Linked DNA regions of Homo sapiens: regions 1 and 3 are each linked to region 2. Evidence: chromatin contacts called from ENCODE Hi-C or POLR2A ChIA-PET data. All regions are on one chromosome and are shown on one strand. The core of a region is the stretch at or near the end of the contact, and the rest is flanking DNA. Distances in the headings are between cores, read along the strand shown. Region 1 overlaps EPO (erythropoietin). Region 2 holds the start of TRIM56 (tripartite motif containing 56). Region 3 overlaps COL26A1 (collagen type XXVI alpha 1 chain).

Region 1 (4,782 bases), core at 856-3,355, 360 kb after region 2:
TGCAGCGCTGCAATCATAGCTCAATGCAGTCTCAAATCCCTGGGTTCAAGTGATCCCTCCTGCTTCTGCTGGGCCTACAGGTGCACACCATCATGCCCCACTGCTTTAAAATTTTTTTTAGAGACAGGGTCTCCCTATGTTTCTGGGGCCAGTCTGGAACTCTTGTGCTCAAGCCCTCCTCCTGCCTCAGTCTCCCAAAGTGCTGGGATTACTAGTATGAGCCACTTCGTCCAGCCCCATCTCCGTGTTTTATGACCTGGGCAAGGCCCATAATCTCTTTGGGCCTCAGTTTCCTCCTCTGCAAAATGGGGACCCTCCATCATCCCTGCCTTCCTCTTGGCGTTAGGAGAGCAAATGAAAAGCATGCCAGGAAATCACATGCTTTTCATGTAAATAGCCAAGCTCTCTACAAACAGAAGGCATCATCTTTAAACAATTATGTAACCCCTTGACTCAGAACTAGGCTTTGCTGGCTCCTGTCCCCACCAGAAAGTCAAAAGTGTTGGCTCTGTCACTTTCCAGCAGAACTTAGTTCCCCATCTGACAAATGGGGATGATACTCATTGTATTCCTGCTTCGTGGAGTTCGGGTGAGAATCGCAGCATGCAGATGCCACAGATTGAATGTGTTGTTAATTATAACCATGATCACAGTTCAGAGGAAAGTTCCTTTCCTGGCCTGCACTCGAAGAACCTCTGAAATCTGGCAACACCCTCCTTGGGAATCTGCCTCTCAGCACAGACTCTGGGCCTCGCTTAGTTCTTCTAAATCCTGTGGTTCTTCCCTTCCCCGGCCTCTTGGCATTGCACAGCTTAGCACTCAGTCCCATACCAAAATGACTACGTCTGAATTAATGTGCGTCAAGGCCAGGTGCAGTGGCTCATGCATGTAATCCCAGCATTTTGGGAGACTGATGAGTGGATCACCTGAGATCAGGAGTTCGAGACCAGGCTGGCCAACATGGAGAAACCCCATCTCTACCAAAAAACAAAACAAAAACAAACAAACAAAAAAACACAAACACACACACACAAACTAGCCGGGTGTGGTGGCATGTGCCTGTAATCCCAGCTACTCGGGAGGCTGAGGCACAAGAATTGCTTGAACCCAGGAGGTGGAGGTTGCAGTGAGCTGAGATTGTGCCACTGCCCTCCAGCCTGGGTGACACAACAAGACCCTGTCTCAAAAAATAAATAAATAAAATAAAATGAATTAATGTGTGCCTTTTTTTGCCCCCAGGAGGCTGCCCACTGGCCACTGGGCTATGAGTGTCATTTCATGTCTCCTAGCACTTAGTGCAAAGGCTTGGTTCACAGTAGCCATTCTATAAACTTGGAATAAATGTTTTAAATGTTTCTAACGTACTTGCCTCTCACATCCATCCCAGGAGTGGTCAGACAGTTCAGGTTTGATAACTACTCTTTTTGTGGGGGAGGGGATGGGATCTTGCTCTGTCACCCAGGCTAGAATGCAGTGGTGTGATCACAGCTCACTGCAGCCTCAACCTCCCAGGCTTGAGTGATTCTCCCACCTCAGCCTCCTGAGTAGCTGGCACTACAGCTGCATGCCACCACATCCAGCTAATGTTTAAATTTTTTTGTAGAGATGGGGGTCTCACTATGTTGCCCAGGGTGGTCTCAAACTCCTGAGCTCAAGGGATCCTCCCACCTCAGCCTCCCAAAGTGCTGGGATTACAGGCGTGAGCCACAACATCTGGTTGAAAATTACTATTTTTTTATTATATTTTAGAAACTGAAAGCAGTGAGAAGTCTGAAGACAGTTGTGGAATAAGATCAGTGACCCTGAATCCTGCAGACGGAGAGGAGGGAGGCAAAAGCGGGTTGCTCATTGATGAGATGTTTGAGCCTTAGACTACAAATCAGGCTAAGAGGTGGACAGCCTTTGGGATTAGGAGTCCTAAATCCTGTGCTCAGGTTCTAGCTCAGTCTCTTATTAGCCAGATTCCTTCGGCTTAAGAACAAGCCTCTTAGCTCCGATGTCAGCAGCCTAAGAGGGAGATTTCTCCTTTACTGACTCACAGCATTCCTGGTGCAAGAATCAAATGCCATCTGTGGAAACCACAATATAAATGTGTATTGAAATGTACAAGGTCACAGCCGGGCGCGGTGGCTCACGCCTGTAAACCCAACACTTTGGGAGGCCGAGGTGGGCGGATCCTCTGAGCTCAGGAGTTTGAGACCAGCCTGGTCGACCTGGTGAAACTCCATCTCTACTAAAAATACAAAAAATTAGCCAGGTGTGTTAGCAGGCGTCTGTAGTCCCAGCTACTCGGGAGGCTGAGGCAGGAGAATCGCTTGAACCCGGGAGGCGGAGGTTGCAGTGAGCCGAGATCGCGCCACTGCACTCCAGCCTGAGTGACAGAGTGAGACTCCATTGAAAAAAAAGAAAAGAAAAGAAAAGAAAAGAAATGTACAAGGTCAGAGCCCTAAGGATCTATCGCTTGTAGGTTTCTCTAGCAGTTCCTAGTAAGACCTGAAGAGGGCACTGTAGCCCACGAGCCGGTTAGAACAGAGGGAAAATTCTCTTGGGTCCTCCCCTTTGGCGACTCCTCGCATCCCAGCTCCACACCTACCGCCCCGCTCCCTACACACCTGTCAAGTACCCTCCAACCTCCAAAACCTTCCCGTAATTTTTCCTGCTGCGGATTGCAAAACATTCTCTCCCGTTTGCATATGTGCAGGGGAACACAGGCTGACTTCTCTACAGTTGATGATACAAGCAGAAAGACCGGCCCTCACATATGGGATAACAACCAGGATCGGGGTCCCATACAGTTGTTTTTGTTTGTTTGTTTTTGTTTTGTTTTTGAGACAGAGTTTCGCTCTTGTCGCCCAGGCTGGAGTCCAGTGGCACGACCTCGGCTCACTGCAACCTCCGCCTCCCAGGTTCAGTGATTCTCCTGCCTCAGCCTCCAGAATAGCTGGGATTACAGGAGCCCACCACCACACCCGGCTAATTTTTTGTATTTTTAGTAGACATGGGGTTTCACCACGTTGGCCAGGCTGGTCTCAAACACCTGACCTCAGATGATCCACCCACCTCAGCCTCCCAAAGTGCTGGGATTACAGGCATGAGCCACCGTGCCTGGCCTCCCATACAGTTTTATGACAGCTTTTGCTGTCTGCACAGGTCCCTCCTCAGTGGTCCTTTCCCGCTGAAGCATTATTTTTGAGAAGGAATCTGAAGTTGTGGTCAGAGTAAAGGGGAAAATGAGAAGTAGAAATCAAGAGTGGAAGTAGAGTTCATTTGTTCCATGTCCCCCACCCCAGGGGAGTAAAGGAGCAGGTAGGGATTAGGTAGAAGGAATAAACCAGGCGCAATGGCTCACACCTATAATCCCAGCACTTTGGGAGGCTAAGGAGGGAGGATCACTTGAACCCAGAGTTTGAGACCAGCCTGGGCAACATAGCAAGACCCCATCTCTAAAAAAAATAAGATAAAAATAATTTAAAAATTAGCAGGGCATGGCGATGCATGCCTTTAGTCACATCTACTCATGAGGCTGGGACTAGAGGATTGCTTGAGCCCAGGAGTTTGAGGCTGCAGTGACCCATGATTGCACCACTGCACTCCAGCCTGGGCAACAGAGCAAGACACTGTCACTAAAAACAAACAAACAAACAAAATCACAAATATATAAATGGACCACCTAGAGTGGCCCTTGTCCCCGAGCAGATGCTGTTTATAGAGGTGGCTCCAACCGCACCTGTGTGTACCGCCCCTTTTGTGAATTTCAGAGGCGAGTATTCATGGTGACAGTCCCCAGGTGAGTAAAGGAGGCAGCTGGACTTAGCGAGGATGTGCATTGAGGCGGAAGGCTGATGCTGGGAGTGTGGCATCAGCCGAAGAGACCAAAGAAGAGGCAGAAATTAACAAGGGCCAGTGACCAGGGTTGGCAGCTGTTACCAGCCCCCAAAACTCCCAAAAGGACCCGTCCTCTGGCCTCCCTCTCCTTGATGACAATCTCAGCGCACTGCAGCCTTGCCCTGGGCAGGGTTGGCAGCTGCCTTACTGCGGTGAGGCCTTGAATGGAGCCACCTTATTGACCAGCGTAGGCAGAGCTTGTGGCCTCAGGCCCGGTAGGGTCGAGAGGTCAGACAGGCTGTGTGAGACAGCACGTAGGGCCCAGCCCCCTCCACCCCTCGTTTCCCGGACCTGGACCTGCTGCACTGCTGCCAGGAGTGGGACAGAGCCAGGGGATTTGGAGGTTCCCAGAAAACAGAAAAGCCAAGAGTCATATTGGTGGTTTCAGTTCTTGTCAATGAGGTTGAAGAATACACAAAACTTGGACCCCATGAGAGCCAGAGGCCAGCCCCCATCCTGTCTTCATGGTTCCCACCACCCCGGTGTCAAGGGGGCTCTTGCCACCAAGGGAGTGCCCATGCCCGTGAGACCTGGAGAAGTCACAGCTTGCCACCTAAGTTATCCAGGTCATCCTGTCCCTGATGGTAGGTGCGAAAACAGGTAAATCGCCTCCAAAGCGTGTCCTGGCATCAAATTTTGCAGGGTGCCGAGTGAGCTCAGGCGTCTTCCCAGCATGGCTCTGTCCCTGAGTTTAAAGCTGCTCTCTGAATGCTTCCTGCTCTGGGCCCTCAAGTTGGCCCTGTGACATCCTTAGATCTCAGAGTTGCTCTCTGGACAGTTCCTCTGGCCCCTGAGATGTCATTGCTGGCACTGGAGTGTCCATGGGACAGGCTGGCGCTGAGCTGAGAGCCCCTCGACGGGGTTCAGGAGTGGCGGGGGAGGGTGTGGCACAAGCAA
Region 2 (4,512 bases), core at 1,440-3,939:
TCTTCGGCAGCCTCCACGTGGGCTCGTAGCTGCCCCAGCACCTCCTGCTTCTGGGCCAGCAGGGCCCGGAGGACGCCCTCAGCCGCCTCCTCCACCTGAGTCCCCACCCGGGCCGCCTGCTCCCGCAGCCGGGCTAGCGCCTCCTTCTCCACCCTCCGCGCTGCCTCCAGCTCCACCAGGTTATTGTCCACACCGGCCAGCAGTCCCTCCAGGCCCGGCCTCCGGGCACGCACAGCTTCAGCCAGAGGCAGGCAGGGGTGGTCCAGGTGGGGGTCTAGGCGGCACTCTCTGCACAGCAACTGTGAGCAGGGCTGGCACAGGAAGCGCAGTGCCTCCCCGGGGTGCTGGGGACACTGGGCCGCTTGGCGCTCCCGGGCCTCCTCATCATACCACCCGGCCCTGTAGCCCACCAGGTCCACCACGCGGTGGGTGTGGGTCTGGCGGGTGCAGCGGTGCCCGTCGGCACAGGCCTGGCACAAGTCATCGGCACAGTCCAGGCACCGGGCCGTGGCCGGCCCCCCGGTGCTGGTGCCACCCACCAGGGGACACAGGGCACAGGCTGGCTTCCCGGCACGCAGGTCTCCACAGGCCCGGGCCTTCACCAGGTCCAGCAGCCCATTGACGAAGAAGTTGGTCTTGAAGGAGGCCACACCCTCGGGCGGCACAGGCACTGTCTCGCGGCACTCGGGGCAGCGGACGCGGCCGCCATCCGCCAGCTGTGCCAGGCAGTCTTGGCAGTAGGTATGCAGGCAGGGCAGTGTCTTGGGTGCCCGCAGCTGCTCCAGGCAGATTTTACAGGCCAGGAAGTCGCTGCTCAGGGCCTCCAGGAGGGAGGGCGAGGACCCGTGGGAAACCATGCTGCAGGCAGAGGCGTCAGGATCAGAGTTGAGAAGGCACCTTCACCAGCTCACCCTCTAGCTTCTACCGCCCGTCCTCAAGCCCCACGGATCCCCAGGGCTAGGGGCTGACCCAAATGGCCGGGAAGGAACCTGAGGTCTCACCTGAATGGCCAGGAACTTCCTTCTAGTCTTCTGAGGCCTTGGGCCACTTGCTCTTGAGCTAAGGAGCTGCCCTCCTCCTTCTCCTCCTCCTCCTCCACTTCCGTGTGTACATCCAGCAAACGTAAAAATGTCAGTGCTACTTGTTGGGTCAGACCTGTGAGAACTGACAAGACCAGGAGTCCCTGGCCTTAGCTAATAATCGAATCCTCAGTGTCCCCAGTCCACAGGCCTTGTGGCAAACATGGTGGAAGCCCTCCTGTGTGCACAGGTACTGGGGTCCTGCTGTATAGGGTGCCAGGGTGCGAGGAGCAGGCAGTAAGGACACAGACGGGGATCCCAGTGGGCAGAGATGCCTAGGTCCTGCCAGTTGGGGTAGGATCTTGCAGTAGCTTAGGGGGCTTTAATCCTCCAAGCCCCATACACCTGCCTTCTTTTTATTTTATTTTAGTTTTTAGCAATAGGGTCACCCTCTGTCACCCAGGCTGGAGTGCAGTGGCGTGATCGTAGTTCACTGCAGCCTCAAACTCCTAGACTCAAGTCTTTTGAGTAGTTGGGAGTACAGGCATGTGCCACCATGCCCAGCCTTTTTTTTTTTTTTTTTTTTTTTTGAGACAGAGTCTCACTCTGTTGCCCAGGCTGGAGTGCAGTGGTGCGATCTTGGCTCACTGCCACCTCCACCTGCCAGGTTCAAGTGATTCTCCTGCCTCAGCCTCCCGAGTAGCTGTGATTACAGGTGCGCACCATCACACCCGGCTAATTTTTGTATGTTTAGTAGAAATGGAGTTTGGCCCTATTGGCCAGGCTGGTCTTGAACTCCTGACCTCAGGTGATCCGCCCTCCTCGGTCTCCCAAAGTGCTGGGATTATAGGCGTGAGCCACCATGCCCAGGGGCCCAGCCAGCCCATTTTTTAAAAATTATCACTTTTTGTAGAGATGGGGTCTTGCTATGTTGCCCAGGCTGGTCTCCAACTCCTGGCCTCAGGCTATCCTCCCGTCTCGGCCTTCCCAAAGCATTAGGATTACAGGCATGAGCCACCGCACCCGCCTGGCCTTACACCTGTCTTCTGCTAGACCTGGGGCAGCATCGCGGGTGGTGGAGGCCCCACTTTCTGCATTTAACAGTTTCTAAAGCGGATTCTGGAGCGGGCAGAAAAAACGCTAGGGGAAGGGCTGGTCCCCTTCCCGCTGCTGGCTCACCCTCTGATAGACTTGGCCTTGGCTTATCTCCTGGAGTCCTGTTCTTTTAGCTTTTCCTGCTGAATGCATTCCAGAAACCTCTGGAGGGAGGGAGTCCCGAGCTCCTGGCACAGTGGCTGAGACCTACTTGTTGGGCAGACTAGGTGGAATGTCCCCTTTTCTGGAGCTGGGAGGAGACCTCAGAGAGTGGGACGGGGTCTTTCTTGCGGGGACCTGTGGCCACGGAGCGGGAGGGAGGCGAGTGCAGTTTCCCTCCTGCCCTCTCCTCCTGCCTTCCGGGTGCCTCTTCACGCCCTCCCTTTCCTTCCCTTCCTCCTCCTCCCGCGCTCTCTCTCCACTCCCCTCCCCCTACTCCCTCCGCTCGGTCCTTCCTATAGCTGTGCCGCCCCCCACCCCTTACCTAGCCAGAGCTGATCTTGACCTCTAGGATGGTGAGGGGGCCTGAGGCCTGGAGGCCGCCGTTGCTGGGTGCCTGGAAAAGAAACAAAACTGAAACTAATTGTACTTGTGGTGCAACTTCCGTCCCAGCCAGGGACACACCGACTCGCCTCGCACAGCCTCAGGCCCCGCCTTCCTCCCCACCCGGCCCCGTCCTCTCCCGCCAAGGCCCCCACCCCGGCAGGCAGCTGGCAGGCTTGGGCTGGAGTCCACCAGCCAGGTCGGCCTGTCAGTCCAGCCTCAGGGCTAAGTGTGTGTATGTCACAAACAGGGAACTACCTGAGGGCGGGTTCTCTGAGTAGAGGGTGGAGGGTCACAGGGTTTATTTGTGGGAAGAAATGAGAGCTCATCTGTGATTCAGAGACCAGGGTAACTAGACACATGGCCTCAGGGCGGGTCTGCAGATTTGCTAACACCTCAGGCAGGCAGGTGCCTGCAAAGCTTCAAGAGAGGCCTTTCATTCCATAAACCGTTGCTGAGCTGTAGGAGAGGCTGTGGGGGATCAGGTAAGAAGCCTCTTGCTGAGGGAACAGCACAGGCTTCCTGGAGAAGGCATCAATGAGATGAGTTTAAAGAAGGCGGGAGGATTGCTTCAGCCCAGGAGTTCAAGACCAGCTTGGGCAATATGGTGAGACCCAGTCTCCATAAAAAATTCGCTAGCCGTGCATGGTAGCGCATACCTGTAATCCCAGATACTCAGGAGACTGAGGCAGGAGAATCACTTGAACCTGGGAGGTCGAGGCTGCAGTGAGCCATGATGGTGACACTGCACTCCAGCCTGGATGACAGAGCAAGACCCTGTCTAAAAAATAAAACAGTAAGAGGGCATAGAGGGCTGGAGAACACTGAGAAGAATGTTCCTGTTCCAGGTACTGGGAGCAGCAAGGGTACATCCCCATTTAGGATGATGTGTGTGGAGAGGATACGAGAGTGTTGGCAGAGAAGCCTGCATTTTATCAAAAAAGACAAAAGAATCATTGCAGGAGATTTCCCTCAACATTTCATGAAAAAATAATTTTTATTTTGAGACAAAGCCTCGCTCTGTCGCCCAGGCTGGAGTGCAGTGGTGTGATCTTAGCTCACAGCAACCTCCGCTTCCCGGGTTCAAGCGATCCTCCTGCCTCAGCCTCCAAAGTAGCTGGGATTACGGGCACTCACTGCCACGCCCAGCTAATTTTTGTATTTTTAGTAGAGATGGGGTTTCACTATGTTGGCCAGGCTGGTCTCGAACTTCTGACCTCAAGTGATCCACCCACCTTGGCCTCCCAAAGTGCTGGGATTACAGGCGTGAGCCAACATGCACAGCCTCATTTTATGAAAAATTCAAAGCACAAAGAAGTTGAAAGAATTGCGGTGAACACCCATATCTCCACCACTTCTGTTCTACAATTATCATTTTACCGTAATTAATTCATGACATACCTATGCATGTTTGTACCTTTTTATCCACATGGCGGAATTTAAGTAGGAAACTGAAGCTGTAAGAGCTCACTCTGGCAGCAGCCGAGAGGACAGAAGGGAGCCTGACCTCAGGGTCCAGGTGAAAGGTGGAGGGGCTGAGACATAGATGCCAGAGAGGTAGGTGGAAATCCAAAAGAGAGAGGGTCACAGAGGCCAAGGCAGGAAATGCTGCACTTCTAGAAGGACGAGGGGGTCAGCACTGTTGAATGCTACCAACCAGACGGGCAACCAAGGTGAAGACAGAAAAACAGGCCAGGTGCAGTGGCTCACACCTGTAATCTCAGCACTTTGGGAGAATCACTTGAGGCCAGGAGTTCGAGACCAGCCTGGCCAACATGGCAAAACCTCGTCTCTACTAAAAAACAAAACAAAACAAAACAAAACCTAGCCTTCCTAGCTACTCGGTAGGCTGAGG
Region 3 (4,678 bases), core at 191-2,690, 310 kb before region 2:
CGGGAGGCGGAGGTTGCAGTGAGCTGAGATGGCACCACTACAGTCCAGCCTAGATGACAGAGTGAGACTCCATCTTAAAAAAAAAAAAAAAAAAAAAAGCCTGGTTGTTGGATACTTGTTCCCTAGCTGGTACGGAAGGCACCTGCTCATAACAACAGATGGAAAAAGGAACCGGTGCCTATAGCTGGGGGGCAGGAGGTAGATGCACACTGCCCCAACAGGCCAGACTCATGGCCCTCATGTACCTTCACTCCTGCTGTTTTCCTGCAACCTGGAGTAACCCTCCTGCCTGTGCACCCGCCACCCTCACGGCCCAGCCCCGTCACACCTCTGCAGTGAAATCTCTAGCAACTTCTCCCTCCTCTGCCAGAATGACCTCTTTCCTTAGCCATTTGCATCCACTGATGTCTCAGGCCCATACACTTCCCTGCCTCGAAGAACACACACTGCCCTGCTGGACTCTGAGAATGCACTTCCAGGCCAGGTGCTGTGGCTCATGCCTGTAATCCCAGCACTTTAGGAAGCTGAGGCGGGAGGATCACTTGAGACCAGGAATTCAAGATCAGCCTGAGCAACATAGCAAGACCACATCTCTACAGAAAAAAAAGAAAAGAAAAGAAAAGAAAAGAAAAGAAAAGAAAGGCTTGGCATGGTGGCTCATGCCTATAACCCCAGCACTTTGGAAGACCGAGGTGGGCAGATCATTTGAGGTCAGGAGTTTGAGACCAGCCTGACTGACATGGTGATACCCCGTCTCTACTAAAAATAGAAAAATTAGCCGGGCGTGGTGGCACACGCCTGTAGTCCCAGCTACTCGGGAGGCAGGAGAATCTCTTTGAACCTGGGAGGTGGAGGTTGCAGTGAGCTGAGATCGTGCCACTGCACTCCAGCCTGGGCAGAAGAGTGAGACTCCGTCTCAAAAATAAATAATAATAAAAATAGGGTCCAAATGCAGAGATCAATGTCTCCTTCCAGAGAACCATAGAGAAGACCTAGAAGGACTAAATGAGAAACATGAAGACTCTAGTTTGCTTCTGAAATTTCCTGGCTCCAGCTGTCATCCAATAGGACCTTCTCTAGGTCCTAGGATACGGGCCCAGGAGTATATCACAGCCCTTGCCCAAGATGAATTCACAGATCAGATACAATCAGGCCCCAGGAACACTTTTTAAAAAAAATAAAAAAAATAGAATCCCGGCCAGGCCCGGATGCTTCCAGCAAAAAGGGGGTGACCCACACCCCCCTATATGCTCCCACGCACAGTCATGTGTGAATAAACTGAGACCAGAGAAACTCCTGCCTTGCCCCCAGAACCGGACACCCCAGAGAGGCAAACAGGCCATGTTTTTCTTTGCCATCTGCTCAGCTTCAAGGGCTGGGGCCCTCCCCATCCCCCTTTCCTTCCGCTGCTCTGTTCCCCTGAGGCTCCTGTTACCACAGCCAGGCAGCGGCTGACCTCAGAACAGAAGGCTTTGGTTAGCAGGTCAGGCCAGAGGCAAAGGGCACAGGCCAAAGAGTAGACCTAGAGAGGGAAAGGATCTCTAAAGCCACAGTGGGAGGAGAGAGGAGCAAAGAATTCTGAGGTCCCCGGGAGGCCCACAGGCAAGGCCCCCTCCCCACACAGCCTGGACCGGTTGCACAGCCCACTGAGCTTCCCAGCCTCGGAATCCCTGAGACCTCACCAGATATTTCCAAGAAATTTTTAGAAATATCTCCCTTCTCCATCCACTTCCATGCCCTAAAGCTGGTGGCTTCTTTAAAAGTGGCTCCAGGCCAGGCATGGTGGCTCACATCTGTAATCTGAATGCTTTGAGAGCCTGAGGCTGGAGGATTACTTGAGGCCAAGAGTTTGAGACCAGCCTGGACAATATAGCAAGATCCCATTTCTCAAAAAATTTAAAAAGTAGCCAGGCATGGTAGTGCATGCCTGTAGTCCCAGCTACTCAGGAGGCAGAGGTGGGTGGATGGCTTGAGCCCAGGAGTTTGAGGCTGCAGTGAGCTATGATTGCACTACTGCCCTCCAGCCTGAACAACAGAGCAAGACCCTGTCTCACCAAAACAAAACTAAAGCCAGGCTCAGTGCCTCACATCTGTAATCCTAGCACATTGAGAGGCCGAGGCGGGCAGATCGCTTGAGGTCAGGAGTTCAAGACCAGCCTGGCCAACACGGTGAAACCCCATTACAGGTGGCACACACCTGTAATTCCAGCTACTCGGGAGGCTGAGGCAGGAGAATCGCTTGAACCCAGAAGGCAGGTTGCAGCGAGCTGAGATTGTGCCACTGCACCCTAGCCTGGATGACAGAATGAGACTTTGTCTCAAAAAAAAAAAAAAAAAAAAAAAAAAACCCTTAACATGAGACCTAAAAGGTCTAAAACTCTTAAAAGCTTCATGACACTAGATTGGCAATGATTTCTTGGCTATGACACCCAAAAAAAGCCCAGCCAACAGGAGAAAAAAAGAGATATCAATAAATTAAGTTACATCAAAAGTAAAAATTTCTGTGCATCGAAAGATCCAATCAACAGAGTGAAAAGGCAACTCACAGAATACAAGAAGAGGTGGGGAAATCTCCTGGGCTCTGGAGTTCAAGACCACCTGGGCAACACGGTGAAACCCCATCTCTACTAAAATACAAAAAATTGCCAGACGCGGTGGCTCACGCCTGTAATCCCAGCACTTTGGGAGGCCGAGATGGGCGGATCACCTGAGGTTGGGAGTTCGAGACCAGCCTGCCCAACATGGAGAAACCTCGTCTCTACTAAAAGTACATAATTAGCTGGGCATGGTGGCGCATGCCTGTAATCAGCTACTCGAGAGGCTGAGGCACGAGAATTTCTTGAACCCGGGTAGCAGAGGTTGCCGTGAGCCAAGATCGCGCCATTGCACTCCAGCCTGGGCAACAAGAGAAAAACTCCATCTCAAAAAATAAAATAAAATACAAAAAAAATAGCTGGACATGGTGGTGCATGCCTGTAGTCCCAGCTGCTCAGGAGGCTGAGGCAGGAGAATCGCTTGAGCCCCAGAGGCAGAGGTTGCAGTGAGCCAAGACTGAGCCGCTGCACTCTAGCATGGGCTTCAGAGTGAGACTCCATCTCAAAAAAAAAAAAAAAAAAAATGTGCAAATCATACATCTGATAAAGGGTTAATATCCAGATACATAAGGAACTCCTACAACTCAACAACAATATAGAAACAACCCAATTCAAAACAGGGCTAACAGCTTAATAATAGAAATTTCTCCAAGGAAGATATACAAATGGCCAGCAAGCACCTAAAAAGATGTTCAACATCACTAATCATTAGGAAAAGACAAATCAAAACCACAATGAGATACCACTTCATACCCATTCGGTCAAAACCCGCTCTTTCCCATCTTGCAAGACAGTGGGTGAAAATGTTAAGACGGATACTGAGGAAACCTGAAGCCAAGAAGGCTGATTCTGGTGGCAAGGTGAAAAACGGTCACCTCAAGGCTAAAAAGCCCAAGAAGGGGAAGCCCCATGGCGGCCAAAATCCTGTCCTTGTCAGAGGAATTGGTAGATATTCCTGATCTGCTATGTGTTCCAGAAAGGCAATGTACAAGAGGAGCTACTCAGTCGCTAAGTCCAAGGCTGAAAAGAAAAAGGGCCAGGCATGGTGGCTCACGCCTGTAATCCCAGTACTTTGGGAGGCCGAGGCGGGAGGATCACTTGAGGTCAGGAGTTTGAGACCAGCCTGGCCAACATGGTGAAACCCTGTTTCTACTAAAAGTACAAAAAAAAACTTAGCCGGGCACAGTGGCTGTGCCCCTAGTCCCAGCTAGTTGGGGGGCTGAGGCAGGAGAATTGCTTGAACCTGGCAGGTGGAGGTTGCAGTGAACTGAGATCGTGCCATTACACTCGAGCCTGGGCAACAGAGTGAGACTGTCTCAAAAAAAAAAAAAGAAAATAGGTGGTGATTGCCAGGGGCCAGGGGAGGACAGAAATGCAGTTAGCATTTCACAGGTACAGAGTTTCGGGGCTTTTTGTTTGTCTGTTTTTGAGACAGAGTTTTGCTCTTGTTGCCCAGGCTGAAGTGTAATGGCGCGATCTCGGCTGACTGCAACCTCCGTCTCCCGGGTTCAGGAGATTCTCCTGCCTCAGCCTCCCAGATAGCTGAATTACAGGCTTCCACCAGCACACCCAGCTAATTTTTTGTATTTTTAGTGGAGACAGGGTTTCACCATGTTGGCCAGGCTGGTCTTGAACTCCTGACCTCAGGTGATCCACCCGCCTTAGCCTCCCAAAGTACTGGGATTACAGGCGTGAGCCACGGCGCCCGGCCCAGAGTTTCAGTTTTGCAAGATGAAAAGAGTTCCAGAGATGGATGGTGATGGTGATTGCATGACAATGTAAATGTCTTTAATGCCACTGTGCTATACACTGGGAAATGGTTTAAGATGGTAAATTTTGGCAGGGCGCAGTGGCTCACGCCTGTACTCCCAGCACTTTGGGAGGCTGAGGTGAGCAAATCACTTGAGGCTGGGAGTCCGATACTTGGCCAACATGGTGAAACCCCTCTTTAATAAGAAACAAAAACTAGCCAGGTATGGTGGCGCATGCCTATAGTCCCAGCTACTCGAGAGGCTGAGGTATGAGAATCGCTTGAACCCAGGAGATGGAGGTTGCAGTGAGTCGAGATTGCACCACTGCACTCC

The links. A loop is a pair of places that touch in the nucleus more often than their neighbours do. ChIA-PET counts read pairs that join two places held with the same protein, here RNA polymerase II (POLR2A). Pooled maps may share reads with other maps.
Region 1: POLR2A ChIA-PET joins it to region 2 with 12 read pairs in Caco-2. The contact joins the enhancer-like site here to the promoter of TRIM56 in region 2. A Hi-C loop is called at or near these places in 2 of 50 pooled maps. POLR2A ChIA-PET finds 5 or more read pairs at or near these places in 4 of 52 experiments (Caco-2, WTC11, activated CD4-positive, alpha-beta T cell and 1 more).
Region 3: a pooled map shows a loop between it and region 2 (4-fold over the local background). The contact joins the enhancer-like site here to the promoter of TRIM56 in region 2. A Hi-C loop is called at or near these places in 2 of 50 pooled maps. POLR2A ChIA-PET finds 5 or more read pairs at or near these places in 4 of 52 experiments (HEK293, K562, WTC11 and 1 more).

Annotation. Positions count from the first base shown.
Region 1 is chr7:100,723,179-100,727,960 of GRCh38, reverse strand. It overlaps EPO (erythropoietin), which reads right to left. Exons shown (of 5, transcript NM_000799.4): 5 at 4,261-4,782. Among named protein-coding and RNA genes, the nearest start is that of EPO, 5.1 kb to the right of the region's middle. RefSeq lists an enhancer at 2,565-2,744 and a silencer at 2,896-3,130. Within about 2 kb of position 2,105, at least 5 of the 41 ENCODE cell types and tissues checked have a DNase peak (open chromatin) inside an H3K27ac peak, as active enhancers do.
Region 2 is chr7:101,083,658-101,088,169 of GRCh38, reverse strand. TRIM56 (tripartite motif containing 56) reads right to left here and starts at 2,689. Exons shown (of 3, transcript NM_030961.3): 1 at 2,599-2,689; 2 at 1,002-1,164; 3 at 1-858. The coding sequence starts at 857. RefSeq lists enhancers at 1-356, 357-997, 3,079-3,128, 3,832-4,332.
Region 3 is chr7:101,387,818-101,392,495 of GRCh38, reverse strand. The region is part of intron 1 of COL26A1 (collagen type XXVI alpha 1 chain); the gene reads right to left. Among named protein-coding and RNA genes, the nearest start is that of COL26A1, 27 kb to the right of the region's middle. RefSeq lists enhancers at 1,171-1,290, 1,254-1,548. Within about 2 kb of position 1,440, at least 4 of the 41 ENCODE cell types and tissues checked have a DNase peak (open chromatin) inside an H3K27ac peak, as active enhancers do.